Regions from separate parts of the Homo sapiens genome. Here region 1 is linked to region 2. Evidence: chromatin loops called from intact Hi-C (ENCODE). Cell type or tissue: mammary epithelial cell. All regions are shown on one strand.

Region 1 (8,000 bases), 200 kb after region 2:
AGACAGATCAACGAGACAGAGGTTAACAAGGATACCCAGGACTTGAACTCAGCTCTGCACCAAGCGGACCTAATAGACATCTACAGAACTCTCCACCCCAAATCAACAGAATATACATTCTTCTCAGTACCACATCATACTTAGTCCAAAATTGACCACATAGTTGGAAGTAAAACACTCCTCAGCAAATGTAAAAGAACAGAAATCACAACAAACTGTCTCTCAGACCACAGTGCAATCAATTAGAACTCAGGATTAAGAAACTCACTCAAAACTGCACAAATACATGGGAAATGAACAACCTGCTCCTGAATGACTACTGGGTAAATATCGAATTGAAGGCAGAAATAAAGATGTTCTTTGAAACCAATGAGAACAAAGACACAACATATCAGAATCTCTGGGACACATTTAAAGCAGTGTGTAGAGGGAAATTTATAGCACTAAATGCCCACAAGAGAAAGCAGGAAAGATCTAAAATTGACACCCTAACATCACAATTAAAAGAACTAGAGAAGCAAGAGCAAACACATTCAAAAGCTAGCAGAAGGCAAGAAATAACTAAGATCAGAGCAGAACTGAAGGAGACAGAGACACAAAAATCCCTTCAAAAAATCAGTGAATCCAGGAGCTGGTTTTTTGAAAAGATCAACAAAATTGATAGACCGCTAGCAAGACTAATAAAGAAGAAAAGAGAGAAGAATCAAAAAGATGCAATAAAAAATGATAAAGGGCTTATCACCACCGATCCCACAGAAATACAAATTACCATCAGAGAATACTATAAACACCTCTACGCAAATAAACTAGAAAATCTAGAAGAAATGGATAAATTCCTGGACATGTACACCCTCCCAAGACTAAACCAGGAAGAAGTTGAATCTCTCAATAGACCAATAACAGGCTCTGAAATTGAGGCAATAATTAATAGCCTACCAACCAAAAAAAATCCAGGATCAGACAGATTCACAGCCGAATTCTACCAGAAGTACAAAGAGAAGCTGGTACCATTCCTTCTGAAATTATTCCAATCAATAGAAAAAGAGAGAATCCTTCCTAACTCATTTTATGAGGCCAACATCATCTTGATACCAAAGCCTGGCAGAGCACAACAAAAAAAGAGAATTTTAGACCAATATCCCTGATGAACATTGATGTGAAAATCCTCAATAAAATACTGGCAAACTGAATCCAGCAGCACATCAAAAAGCTTATCCACCACAATAAAGTCAGCTTCATCCCTGGGATGCAAGGCTGGTTCAACATACGCAAATCAATAAATGTAATCCATCACATAAACAGAACCAACGACAAAAACCACACGATTATCTCAACGGATGCAGAAAAGGCCTTCAACAAAGGTCAACAGCCCTTCATGCTAAAAACTCTCAATAAACTAGATATTGATGTAACATATCTCAAAATAATAAGAGCTATTTATGACAAACCCACAGCCAATATCATACTGAATGGGCAAAAACTGGAAGCATTCCCTTTGAAAACCGGCACAAGACAAGGATGCCCTCTCTCACCACTCCTATTCAACATAGTATTGGCAGTTCTGGCCAGGGCAATCAGGCAGGAGAAATAAATAAAGGGTATTCAATTAGGAAAAGAGGAAGTCAAATTGTCCCTGATTGCAGATGATATGATTGTATATCTAGAAAACCCCATCATCTCAGCCTAAAATCTCCTTAAGCTGATAAGCAACTTCAGCAAAGTCTCAGGATACAAAATCAATGTACAAAAATCACAAGTATTCCTATACACCAATAACAGACAAACAGAGAGCCAAATCATGAGTGAACTCCCTTTCACAATTGCTACAAAGAGAATAAAATACCTAGGAATCCAGCTTACAAGGGATGTGAAGGCCCTCTTCAAGGAGAACTACAAACCACTGCTCAATGAAATAAAAGTGGGCACAGACAAATGGAAGAACATTCTATGCTTATGGATAGGAAGACTCAATATCGTGACAATGGCCATACTGCCCAAGGTAATTTATAGATTCAATGTCATCCCCATCAAGCTACCAATGACTTTCTTCACAGAGTTAGAAAAAACTACTTTAAACTTTATATGGAACCAAAAAAGAGCCCAAATTGCCAAGACAATCCTAAGCAAAAAGAACAAAGCTCGAGGCATCACACTACTTGACTTCAAACTATATGACAAGGCTACAGTAACCAAAACAGCATGGTACTGGTACCAAAACAGAGATATAGACCAATGGAACAGAACAGAGGCCTCAGAAATAACACCACACATCTACAATCATCTGATCTTTGACAAACCTGACAAAAACAAGAAATGGGGAAAGGATTCCCTATCTAATAAATGGTGCTGGGAAAACTGGCTAGCCATATGTAGAAAGCCAAAACTGGACCCCTTCCTTACACCTTATACAAAAATTAATTCAAGATGGATTAAAGACTTAAATGTTAGACCTAAAACCATAAAAACCCTAGAAGAAAACCTAGGCAATAGCATTCAGGACATAGGCATGGGCAAGGACTTCATGACTAAAACACCAAAAGCAATGGCAACAAAAGCCAAAATTGACAAATGGGATCTAATTAAACTAAAGAGCTTCTGCACAGCAAAAGAAACTACCATCAGAGTGAACAGGCAACCTACAGAATGGGAGAAAATTTTTGTAATCTACCCATCTGATAAAGGGGTAATATCCAGAATCTACAAAGAACTTAAACAAATTTACAAGAAAAAAACAAACAACCTCATCAAAAAGTGGGCAAAGGATATGAACAGACACTTCTCAAAAGAAGACATTTATGCAGCCAACAGACACATGAAAAAATGCTCATCATCACTGGCCATCAGAGAAATGCAAATCAAAACCACAGTGAGATACCATCTCACACCAGTTAGAATGGCAATCATTAAAAAGTCAGGAAACAACAGGTGCTGGAGAGGATGTGGAGAAACAGGAACACTTTTACACTGTTGGTGGGACTGTAAACTAGTTCAACCATTGTGGAAGTCAGTGTGGCGATTCCTCAGGGATCTAGAACTGGAAATACCATTTGACCCAGTGATCCCATTACTGGGTATACACCCAAAGGATTATAAATCATGCTACTATAAAGACACATGCACACATATGTTTATTGTGGCACTATTCACAATAGCAAAGTCTTGGAACCAACTCAAATGTTCATTAATGATAGACTGGTTTAAGAAAATGTGGCATATATACACCAAGGAATACTATGCAGCCATAAAAAAGATGAGTTCATATCCTTTGCAGAGACATGGATGAAGCTGGAAACTATCATTCTCAGCAAACTATCACAAGGACAGAAAACCAAACACTGCATGTTCTCACTCATAGGTGGGAATTGAACAATGAGAACACGTGGACATGGGGCGGGGAACATCACACACTGGGGCCTGTGGTGGGGGAAGGGATAGCATTAGGAGATATACCTAATGTAAATGACAAGTTAATGGGTGCAGCAAACCAACATGGCACATGTATACCTATGTAACAAACCTGCACGTTGTGCACATGTACCCTAGAACTTAAAGTATATATAAAAAAAACTTTCACATACCAAAAAATGGATTCAAAACCTCATCTCAGTCTGAAAAAACAAAAGTAAGCCTCAAGACCTAATTAAAAATATATATATGAAGCAAAGGAAACGCTTGAACACTGTTGGTAAATTAGTACAGCCATTGTGGAAAACTCTATAGAGGTTCCTCAAAAAAATAAAAATAGAACTACCATAGATCCAGCAATCACCCTTCTGGTGATTTAGCCAAAACATTTGAGATCAGTATGTGAAAGAGGTATCTGCACTCCCATGTTCACTGTGGCATTATTCACAATAGCCAAGATATAGTATCAACCTAAGCGTCCATCAACAGATGAACGGATAAGGGAAATGTGGTACATATATACAATGGAGTACTATTAGCTTTAAAAAGAAGGAAATTCTGCCATTTGCAGCCACACGGATGGAATTGAAGAACATTATGCTAAGTGAAATAAGCCAGGCACAGGAAGACAAATACCACATGTTCTCACTTACATGTGGAATCGAAAACAAGCAGATGGCTGGGCCTGGTGGCTGATGCCTGTAATCTCAGTACTTTGAGAGGCTGAGATGGGAGGAACGCTGGAGAGTTAGAGACCATCCCTGGCAACATAGTGATACCCCCATCTCAACAAAAGATAAAAAAAAAAATAGCCAGGTGTGGTGGCACAGGCCTGTGGGCCCAGCTACTCCGGAGGCTGAGTCGGGAGGATTGCTTGAGCCTGAAAGGTCGAAACTGCAGTGAGCCAGGGTCACGCCACTGCACTCTAGCCTGGGTGACAGAGTGAGACCTTATCTCAAAAAAAAAAAAAAAAAAAAAAAAAAAAAAAAAAAAAAAAAGGGAAAGGGAGAGGGGAAGGAGGGAGGGAAGGGAGCAGAGGATAGAATGGCAGTTACTAGAGCCAGGGGTTAGGGAAAATTGAAAGGCAATGGTCAAAGGGTACAGAGCCTCAATTAAAAGGAGGAGGAATTTTATTTTCCTTGGAGATATAGTGCACATCATAATAAAATAGTAAATAATAATGTATAGTACATTTTAACATCACTAAGAGTAAACTTCAAATGTTCTCACCACAAAAAAATGAAAAGTTTTGAGGTGATATGTTAATTAGCTTGATTTAATTTTTTCACATTGTATTCATGGATGAAAACAACTCTTTGTACTCCATAAACATATACAACTATAATTTATCAATCTACAATTAAAAACAGAAAGTCCAAAAATGGGTTCCTTAAGCGGGACGTGGAGATGAAAAGTACAACCTGTGCTTTTCTGAGGGGGCACATTTGGGCCGATCTCACGCATATGAGGCTCCCACCCACACAGAGCTGCCTTTCCAAGCCCACACTCAACAGCAACCCCCAGACTGTCCCCTGCTCTGTGTCCCACCCTCTACTGAGGCTGTGGCTGTCCTGCCCTCTGCCGGATGGTCAGCATTCACACACCATATTTCCTGGTTGACATTTCCCCTCTTTTTAACATTTCTGAATTCATGATGACTTTTACAATGGACGCGTATGTTAAGATGGTGGCATTTTTCCCTTCTGAAAAGCTGTTACTGCTCTGATGGTGCCTCTTACAATAACGGTAAAATCCAGAGCCTTAGACTCTAGAATATTCGGTAATCCCCGTGCCCAGCAGATCACGCTGTAGCGAATGACTCATTAAAACACACACACACATGAAAACAGGACACGAGCTTTTTTTCTTTTCATAAATACTGTGGTCTCCAACTGGTCTCCCCCTTTTGCAAATGTGCACAAATAACCACTAATAAACAAATTCCAAGCTCTATTGGGTAATTCCTCTTAAAAAGGAAAAAACTGGGGTAGTCTTGGTTTAAAGTCAGGAGTATTTTGGGTTAGAGTCACAGGAATTAGACTCATGAGTATTTTAGGGAGTGCTTTTTGCCTCCATCTGTAAAAGTATGGATTCTGCAATGAGGTCGGGTGGGGGAAATGACCCCAGCAAGGAGGAGGCTGGGCGATGTGGCTGGACGCAGCTTGCTTAACTTGCCGGCTGTCATTTGCCAGTGCCTGTTGACACCCATCATCTGGGTCCTCTTCACAGGAGCCCTGTACCCACTGTCCCTGTGTGGGAACTGAGTCTCTGGGAGTGAGGTGGCTTACCCATCACCACGCAGCACAGAGGTGTGCAGTCAGGACTTGAACGCAGGTGCATCTAATTCCACACACCCACAGAGATTCCCAGACAGAGGCACAGCGCCCAGGGTGCTTTAACTCAAGATGCAAATGAGCTTTCCTTAAGTTCTCCCCAGTAGACCCCCAGTGCAGAGTTCCCCTCCCTGCTACGCAGTGCTGCCATTTCCACGTTGAAGAGCAATCGCCGGGTGGAGGTTCATTCATGAAACGTTTGTTTCTACCTGTGCCCCCAAAGCTGCGCTGGAAATGGCCCCTTTAACAACAGAACCATCGGCAGGGCTCGCCCCTTTCTGGTGACTTCCAGATATTAAAACAGTGTGGTCACCTCCTGCCATGCTCACCTGGCAGCTCTCAGGAAGTCTTGTGGGGGCGGGGGGACTTACTTTCCAATACCTCGAGCCTTTCCATTGTGGGTGTGGGCCTTCGTGCCAGAACCCAGCCTGGGGCTCTGGGGAAAGGGTCCTGAACAGCCAATGTATTAACAGGGCTGGGGTGAGGCAGCCCGGGAGCAGAGCCCATCACTTCCCAGGCAATAGTGTAAACATCCCAACTCTCCCCATCTCCTCTTCTCTCCCTGAAGCGACTTCCACGTATACCCAGTGCTCCCAGCACGGGGTCCCTGTGATTCACAGCCTCCTGCCACTTCAATGAGCACGCTTTGAAAAGTGAGCCCTCATCCTTCCAGTCTTAATCAAGTGTGCTATGAGCAGGTGGAGGATGACTGCACCAAGCAGGCCATGGCTAAGTGGAGCCAAATATGGTGACTCTGATGGGTGGAATTGTGTTCCCAACTAAAATTCATGTGTTGAATCCTAACCCCGAGCGCTGCAGACTGCAATTTACTAATAAATAGGGTCTTTGCAGGCTGCACCAAGTTAAGATGAGGTCATTAGGGTGGGCCCTAATCTAATGAGACTGGTGTCCTTATAAAAAGGAGATGAGGGCCAGGCGCAGTGGCTCACGCCTGTAATCCCAGCATTTTGGGAGGCTGAGGCAGGCAGATCACAAGGTCAGGAGATTGAGACCATGCTGGCTAACTTGGTGAAACCCTGTCTCTACTAAAAATACAAAAAGTTAGCCGGGCGTGGTGGCGGGCGCCTCTGGTCCCAGCTACTCAGGAGGCTGAGGCAGGAGAATGGCATGAACCTGGGAGGCGGAGCTTGCAGTGAGCCGAGATCTTGCCATTGCACTCCATCCTGGGCGACAGAGTGAAACTCCGTCTCAGAAAAATAAATAAATAAATAAATAAATAAATAAATAAATAAATAAATAAAATAAAAAGGAGAGACGTGGACAGAGAGAGACACACACGGGGAGACTGCCACATGGACATGAAGGCACAGATCAGGATGAGTTTTCAACAAGCCAAGGGATGCCAAAGATCTCCAGAAACCCTCCCCGAAGCTAGAGAGAGGCCTGGAGCAGAGTTTCCCTCCCAGCCCTCAGTAGGACCCCACCCTGCCAGCACCTTGATTTTTGTCTTTCAGCCTCCAGAACTGAGAGACGATCCATTTCTGCTGTTTAAGTCCCCAGGCTGTGGCACTCTGAAACAGCCCTCACAAACCAATACGCCGACCAAACACCCTGGAATCTCCAGGAAAGTTACAATTCCAAGTGTCTAAACCTCAGTCCTCATAAGCTGTCAAAATGTCCCAGAAATTCACATTTCAGCTACAAAATACCCTCTCCCAAGCTGCCTCCTAAACCTCCAAACAGCATGAAAGCTCATTGAGAGATCTAAGTCTTGATTCAGGATTCAGAGAATGAGGCCGTCAAACGTATAGATCCATCTACAAAAGCCTGCCTCATTCAGGGCTCACTTTACCCAGGGGGAAGCAATCAGGTCTTCTCCCGCTCTCCAGACTCCTGTGATGGTGGTGGGGGCTGGACCCACCCTCGGAAGGCAGGCAAATTCCTGCCAGGAGTCAGCTGAGCCGAGCCATCTCTTGCAGAAAGCTCCTAGCCCCGCAGGGGTGAACCGGCTGCTGCTCCCGCGCTGGGAGTGCTGTCCATCCCTCGGTGCTCCAGCAGCCGCCCCTGGGAGGACAGCCCCGTTTGAAGCCCACGTGCAGGCGAAACCCCTTCAGAGCTGGGCATGGGTTTCCAGTCATCGCCACATCACTCTCTGTCTGAACTTGAACATACCTCAAGCTTGCTGGTTGTTACTGGGTCGCAGTAACTAGATTTTCTTGGGGGGTTGGTGTGGGTGGGTGGAAAGATACATCCAGAAAATGAAATGTAATGTTGCCTCTTATTCACCAAGAAGTTTTTCAA
Region 2 (8,000 bases):
CCATGTCACTGGGGCTGCATAGGGCATAGTGAAGACACGAAGGGCTTTGAAGGTCAAAAATGGCGGGAGTATCCCTTTTCGTTGTGCCTTTCCTAGGAACCATATCTCCTAGCTGTGGCCTCAGAGGCAGGGACCACAGGGGCCGGGAAGGAGGAAGATTTATTTTTGCTCACAGTGGGTTGCTGGGTGTTTGGTTCAGTGATGAGGTGCCTGAGCATCGGAGATGGCAGAGGCCCAGCCCCTTCTGCTCACATCCCTGAACTGAGTCCCAGCTATGCACCCTTGGATGGGATATTGATCTCTCTGAACTTCAGTGTTCTTTTCCATAATCTCCTTCCCACTTACTTTACAGTGTTTGGGGAGGCTTAAGCAAGATAAGGCTCTCAAGAAGTGCTACCTACATACCAGCTCTTCATTTTCATATTCTTCCTGGAGACTGGTTCCTCTTTGCTGGCTTTTCTTCTTGGAAGTCAGCAAGTTCCCCCCACTTGTCTCTGGCTTGCGGGAGCCCCCCAAGTCAACAGTCCCTCTGCTCATTTCATTGTGAAAAAGTATTTATTCATTTTGTTTCCAGCTCTGTGGTGCTGCCGTTGTCTGCTGTTTGTCTTGTTGGTGCATCAAATGAGCTGAGTCCAAGACATGTCATGTTGCAGGCTTGTTTGCGGATGACCACTCAGTAAAAAGAAGCATGAATAAAAGACAAAGATAAAACAGAAGTCAGGTGGTCACCCCCTAAGTTCAACCTCATTCCATTTCTAAACCCATAATCATCTGTGGGTGATGTTGAGGTCTGAAGCAAACGTAGTGAATAATGATGATGACGTTGATGAACCCCCTACTGTGTTTCATGTTATTTCAGATCTGGTACCTGAGCCTTGTGGAGAGACGCCCAGGTCTGCTGAGTACCCCTTGTGTCCCCGCAGCCTCTGGCCAGCTGCAGAGCTGCCCCTCCCACCCAGTCTACTCACCTCCCTCAGTGTTGTGGAGTTGAGGCAGGGGCCTGAGTCTTGGGTGTGCCTTCTGAACCCTTCCTAGACAGCCAGGCCCCTGGGCTGAGGGTAGTTCTTTGATGTAGGGAAGCCCGGTCACCCCACTGTGCAGCACTCAGGCCAGTGCTTGGGTGACTCAGGGAGGCGACCTAACTTCAGGTTTTTTGGCTACAAAATGGGGGTGGCATGTGCCCCTGTGGTGAGGGAGGGCTGACTTCACTGTGAGCACCTCCTTGCTGGTATCAATGAAGTCAATTCCATGTTTCATGTGAGTCATTCGGTATCGCCTCAACCTGACTAGAATAGGCAACTACTTACCTTTGAAGCTCACCGTATATTAAGACCCATCAAATACTACAACATTGTTCTGTCCTCAAGGAACACACAAACAAATCTTTTCCCTGCGAGTTTCCATCAGTGATTGATGATATCGAGGCAGGAGCACCCCAGGTTGGAGAAAGAGGAGCTGATAACACCCAAACAAGGTGAAGAGAAAGGAGCTGCCAGCCCACCACACAGCTCCACCAGCTGCTTTCTCTCCAGCCCTGCCAGTCCTTTCTGGCCCTGGGAAAGGCCTTCACTACACAATGTTAGGCTGAGGCAAATCAGTCTTGGACCAGGCAGAAGCCAACGGAGAACTCATTACATAAAAGCAAAGAGACATCATGGTATTTGTGGGTCAGGCCCCAGTGAAGCCACACACACATGCACACACACATACACACATACACATGCATGCACACATGCACACACACACATGCACACACACACAGCCTGCCAGTTCACAGCTGCCAGAGATTTCCCCTTGGTCTGTCTTCCAGTGGATGAGAGTTGTGGCCCAGCCAGGAGAGAACATGGAGGGTAAGGTCGAGAGAGTTGGTTGAGTACCCAATAGTTCTCTCCTTTCTTGCCAGTGGAATCCCATGTTATCGAGGGTGGTAGTGGGCTTTGATAAACATATTTCCCAGCCTCTCTTGCAGAAGTATAAGCTGAAGTTTTTGGTTTGGGCTTCCAAAGAAGCTCTTAGGCATGGTGGCTTATGCCTGTAATCCCAGCACTTTGGGAGGTCGAAGTGGGAGGATCACTTGAGGCCAGGAGTTCAGGACCAAAGAAACTCTTTACATGGGACTGAGTCAGCTGAAAGGCTCTTCTTCCTTTCTGCTGCCTGGAACACAGACATGAGAGCTGGGTCTCCAGCAGCCATCATGTAACCATAATGCAATTCTGAAATGCAAGTTCCATGGTAAGGAAGTTGGAAGAGACACTTAGGAAGAACGTGGGTCCCTGATGGCCCTGGAACCAGCCCTTCATCCCTGGATATTTTTTCTTGGATTTTTTTTTCATGTGAGAAAAAGGAAAATCCCTATATTATTAAAGCCCACCATTTGGGTTTTCTGTTATATGTGGCCAACTTAATCCTAAGCAGCATAGCTGGCTGTTGGCCATCGCTATGACAAGAAGAGCAAAATTTTAACTCAAGTGGAATAATGATCTCATTTTTGTATAAACGGAGCAGCACAGACATAAAACTCTTATCACCATCTCTGTTATTTTGACCTTAATCAAATAACCTTGATGCGCTGTGCTCAGGTTTATAGTATGTTAAAAAACAAAGACAAAAACTAGCTCTGGGATGGAATAAATGGAGTAAGCTCACTGATTCATTGGATGATGAGGTCCTACTAGGGAAGAGAATCTCTTTGGTACAAAAGCCCCGTGGAGCTGCCATCCTCTGGTGCTCATAGGTGTTAGTTGTGTCCTCACATCTACTGAGGAAGGCACCAACACTCAGAAAGATTGAGTGACTGAAAAAGTCCCTGGGTCACCCAGACCTGGAAGATACTTGGTCAGGCCAGCACTCAAATCAGGCAGCAAGAAGTCAGACTTTGTTTTAAAGTAAACAAAATGTCACTCCATATAATCAGTGAATTTTGCTCATAATACTTCACACCCCTCAATACCACCACCGGCAAGTCTCAGTGATGTGAGAAGTTGTTTGCAGACTTTCCAATCTCCTTCAAAATTCAAGAATTCTGAATTTTGAACCACACTTCTTGGGGTTTCAGTTCAATTTACTCCAGACAAAACATACTTCCTGGTTAAAAGGAAAATTGTTTAAGGGGTCTTACAAAAGAAAGGGTTCAGGAAGATTCTTGGACACAAAGTGGTTCTTGCTAAATAATTGTCCTGAGATAAGCCTAAGAGAATCAGAAACACACACATTGAATTTCCCTTGAAATTCACATGGGTATACCACTGTCGGGAAAGGGGGCTTAGCAACATGCATTTTGCCAAACCCAAAATGTTTGAAAAATGATTTGAGTATGTGCACGTTTGGCAAATCACTCTTGGGTTCATCTATCCTAGCCCCACAGTGACAAGACTTTCCCCCTGCCCTTCATCCGGGACCCCCTGTAAAGGAGCATTAGTTACCCAAGAATCTTCCCTTGGATTTTTGCCATGCTGTGAGTCCTGGGGTGGAGACCAAGGTGGGGGATGGAGGGGTTGTCAGAATCTGTGTTCTCATGGGAATGCCTGGGGATCCTCTTGCAGTTGTGTCTTTGTGTAATGAGAGTTACTCAGGCAGCACTCTTGAGGTTCCCCTGTAATCAGAAAGCGTCTATAAAGCACATCATGTCTTATAACATGTTTAGGCAGACAGGAAGCCTGTTATGTATGTAGCAGAGAGGAAACCTATTTATGTATATTTTCATCTAGTTTCATATGGCATTATGGTGATTCTAAAACACTCCACCCCCAGGGGAATAGATTAATTAGTGACCTATAGTATTTTCATACCTATAATGTCCTTTATTATTGAGCATATCTGCAAGCACTGAGTTTGCATCACATTACACTCTATTATACATTACATTGTATTATATATTATATTATTTGCAAAGATAGTTCATCAATTAAGAGACAATGAATTGGATATGGTGTATTTTCCACCAGTGAGAGTAAATAAACATGAATATTAGGAACAAAACATGGGATTATAGACTTTATAAGGTGCATGTCAATGTGCATCTTCTATATTCCATGGATACTTCAGCTATCATGAATTTCAGCGCATTTTTTTTTTAATCCCAGGAAGTCCTAAGCTTTTCCACCTGCTTACAATGTCCAGAGATTTCACTGCACTTCTCCTGTTGGCCACTAGATGTCACAGGACCAAGTTGAGTAGGAAGTTGCCACTGAAGTTCCTTCTATGAGAGAAGCAGGTATTTCCCAACTTAGCAATAAATGGCATTGCAAGAGCTTGTTCACAGTACAGTGCCCAAAACTTCAGTTGCACCACAGACATGATGCTAGAACTGGTGATTAGTGCCCAGGCTAGCCCACAAAAGCCTACTCGCTTCTCCATAAGCCTAAAATGGGTTCCTAGCTTTGAGATCAAACAGATGTGGGTGCTGTTCTCAGCTCAGGGAGAAATTGGGCCTAATCTTTTTCAACCACTGTTTCCTTTTCTGAAGATGGGAGTAGTAATTCCTGCTCAGCAAGGGAGTCATGGGGGTAGGTGAGGTGGAGGTGCGACAAGTACATTTGCAAGAAGATAGACAAGACGTCACTGCTGCCTGACCCTTGATGAAGCTCACAGAAAGCACCACCCAGAACCTTGTCCTACTGGCTGTGAGGCATCACCCCTGAGCTGGCTGCTCTGTTGGGCCCTGGGTGCCCACCTCATCCCCATCCCTACCTGTCCCTCTCACAGACAAGACAACCCAGACCCCCCAATAGAAATTTGCAAAGGAATTGCAAAAGGATAAATAATGGCAAAGGATAAGTGTGTATGAGCCTAGGAGTTTAGCCTTGCAGGCGGGTAGACTGGGAAGGATTCCCACGGGGCATTTGCCAGCCTCATTGTTTCATCTCCCTTGGTCACAGATTCCTCGTCTGTAGAAGATGATGGTTCCTCCTTCATGGGATGAGAAATGCAACTGAGATCGCTGATGTGACAGGGCCAGCCCCTGCCTGGCGTATGGTGGATGCTCGGTTTATGTCACTTGAGAGACTTTCTTGCTAGGGAGATGGACTTCAGTCTCTTCCTTCAGCCCTGGCCAAGAAGCCTCCAGCTGGGCGGGCAGCTTCTCAACCCTTCTAGAACTTTCTTCCCGGTCTTCTCTCTGATCTGTGCTACAGGCGGCTTTCAGCAGCTCCAGACTCTTCTCTGGCTCATGCCAGGCTCCATTCCCCCAACACCCATCCCTTCACTTGTATTTATGCTTCACTGCAACACAGCAGACACTTTTGGGGCTTCTTCTAGGAATCTATCTGGCTTTGGGTTTCTGAACACCCAACTCTGCCCCGACTCGCTTCTCTCTCTCCTGTTTCATTAGCCATGTATCAGGGCTGATTCTTCTCAGTCTTTTTAGTTTCTTCCCCATGCTGCCTCTCAGGCATTGGTGGGGCACTGGCAGCACTGTGTAGACAAGGATCTTGACTCTCATCAGAATGTCCTGATTGATTAGTGATGTCTTTCGTGGGCACAGGATGCAGGCAAGCCCTAGAAACTGGCCTTCTAACGTGGTGACATGCACAGGGGTCACCAGGGATCTTGTTGACAGGCAGGTTGCATTCATAGGTCTGATGTGGGGCTCAGGGTTCTGCCCTTCTAACAAGCTATTAACAAGTATCTAACAAGCTACTAACAAGTATCTAACAACAAGCTACCAGCAAGTATCCTCCCTAGACTGGCAGCATGAGCATTTACTGGGAGCTTGATAGAAATGCAGACTCCCAGGCCCTGCCCTAGACTTATTGAGCCGGAATCTGCAGGTTGACAAAAGCCCCACCCAGGAGCTTCAAATACACATCATGGTATGAGAAGGGCCACCAGGCTCTGGTCTGGCTAATACCTGGCCTCTTAGGAAAAGCAATCCCTGCCCCACCAAGAGCCCACCTTGTCAGAATGGCTGAAACGAGCTCCTCTTTTTCTTGTTCTCTGTTTATTTTCAGGGTGGAGATGACATCACCTTCTACTGTGAGACCAAGGATAGCCCAATACTGGTCCCAGTCAAGATCCCAACTGCCCCCACTGTTTAGAGGCTCCTTACAGCTATACCCAAGGGAGTGTTTTTGAAGGATTTTAATCAACACACTTTTATAAGATGAGAGCCTAGAAGTACCAGGGCAAGACTATTAACAAGAGGTTCTATCTTCATTATATTGCATGCAAATTGCTCTTTATACTGCTCTTGAATTCTGGGGCTTGAGGAAGGCAGGCTTACTGAGAAGGGATGTATACTCTGGGGAAGAAGGAGGGACCCTCTGTGTACAGTGGAAGTTAGGCCCTGTGCCCATCGGAGAGGCTGCAATGAATCTTACCAGGCTAAGAGCCCCACTTTGGGATGTGAGGCCCCAGGGGCAACAGGGCACGACAAAGTGTTTCCCCAGAATGGCTGAAGGGGGACATCAAAGGGACAAGTGTGGACAGTGGACAGTTGAAGCAGGCAATGGGAAGGCAGAACTGAGAGACGGCCCCAAGCCTCAGGTTGCAGAGGTGAGGCAAGGACAGAGTGGGGCCGTCCACGTGGGCTCAGAGCAGCCGCCCTGACTCAGGCTGAGTGGCTTGAGATGAAGGCTACAGGCAGGCTGTCTCAGGCACTCAGCCCCGTCCGGTAGTGGCCCAGGCTCCTCCGTGAGAGCATTGACTTTAGGAGTTGTGCATATTCCAACTCAGGAGGTGGCCACATTATTATATACATATGATTTTGTAGACACAGAATTATAATGATGTATTTATTTATGTAGTTCTTCTTTGCCATCGGTCTTCTTTACTAGACAGAGCTCCCATTTATGGTATGAACTGAGAGAGATTCAGTAGCTAGTTCCAGGCTCCCCGGCTCCGGCACTTGCATCTCTAACCCCTGGGGTACCTGGTGGAGGTCTCTAACCCTCAGCTTCCTTCTCTGCAAAAGTGGGTGGCTTGGTAGTGCACAGCTATGGGGACAGCATGGTGTCCCTGTGCTGGGATGTTAAGGAAATGGACCTCTCCAGGTGGGGGTGCTGGTGCTGGTGCTGGCTGGGTGTGTGGTCACCCTTCAGCTGCTCAAGGAGGGGTCTCCAAGGCTACGGCGCATTTATTGGCCAAGGTTAGCCTTGTGATTGGTCCCAATGGAATGGAATGGAAAATTGACTGAGGGAAGAGAAATTTTTCTGTGATACCCGAACAAAGGCCTTCTGAAGTGGAACTAACTAAAGCATGAGGAATGACCCGGAGAATGAAGGAATAAAGCCTAGTGCTACACTACTCTCCTGCCCAATTCCCAATCCCTTTCCACTCAGAATCAGCTGCCCCCCGCCCAGCAAGGACTCCCACGATCTCCCTCTACACTGCCTCGGTGCTGGCTGGCCAGGGTGCCCTCTGTTGCTAAAACAGAATCACTCACTTCAACTCATGGCCTTTGCGATCACCACTGCTCCTGCCTGGAGTGCTCTTTTCCTCAGATCTTTGCATGACTGATCTCTCCTCAGGAAAGTCTCAGCTTAAATGCCGCCCCCTCAGAGAGGCCTCCCCTGACCAGTCTGTCTGAAACCCCACGACCTCACCCTTCCCTCCCACATCCCTTTCTGTCATCTTTATGGCCCTGATTATACATTTCCTCTTTGTTTGCTGACGGACTCCTGATTCTAGAACTGAAGCGCAAAAATGCAGGGGACTCGCCCACCCCGACACCAGCCACCAGGTGGCGTCATTAACCCAGGACAGCTTGGTACCTACTATTGCAAGGGGTCCCCAAATACTCAAAATTGGCACCTTCACCAACTAGGAGTTGGATAGTTTATTAGCAGATTTGCAGTCAATGCATCAGGACTAATAGTCTTTCCAGAACAAATTAAAATGAGGCCTTAGGTTGGTGTCATAAAAAACAAGTTCTGCTTGTTTTCCCACTCGTGCCTGGGACGTTTATAGATGAAGTAACCCTGTCAGTGCTTAGCATAGTGTCGTATCCCTGGCGGAGACCAGAGAGATCTCCAAAACCTAAGTCTTTAGAAAGTCTGCACCTG

Evidence for each region. A loop is a pair of places that touch in the nucleus more often than their neighbours do. Peaks named below come from ENCODE experiments on the same cell type or tissue, not always from the same donor. Only the 100,000 strongest peaks of a DNase experiment are listed, where the experiment ranks them.
Region 1: a loop joins it to region 2, with 11 times the contacts of the local background. A loop is called at or near these places in 32 of 110 quality-filtered maps.

The regions. Positions count from the first base shown.
Region 1 is chr15:100,669,150-100,677,149 of GRCh38, reverse strand. No RefSeq gene overlaps it. Among named protein-coding and RNA genes, the nearest start is that of ASB7, 71 kb to the right of the region's middle. RefSeq lists an enhancer at 7,175-7,674. In mammary epithelial cell, a CTCF peak has its summit at 4,972 (motif pointing left); no DNase peak of the experiment used is centred here; H3K27ac peaks cover 396 bases.
Region 2 is chr15:100,869,415-100,877,414 of GRCh38, reverse strand. It overlaps GCAWKR (gastric cancer associated WDR5 and KAT2A binding lncRNA), which reads right to left. Exons shown (of 4, transcript NR_160703.1): 4 at 537-3,592. Among named protein-coding and RNA genes, the nearest start is that of ALDH1A3, 6.4 kb to the left of the region's middle. In mammary epithelial cell, CTCF peaks have their summits at 4,151 (motif pointing right) and 7,681 (motif pointing right); a DNase peak (open chromatin) is centred at 4,204.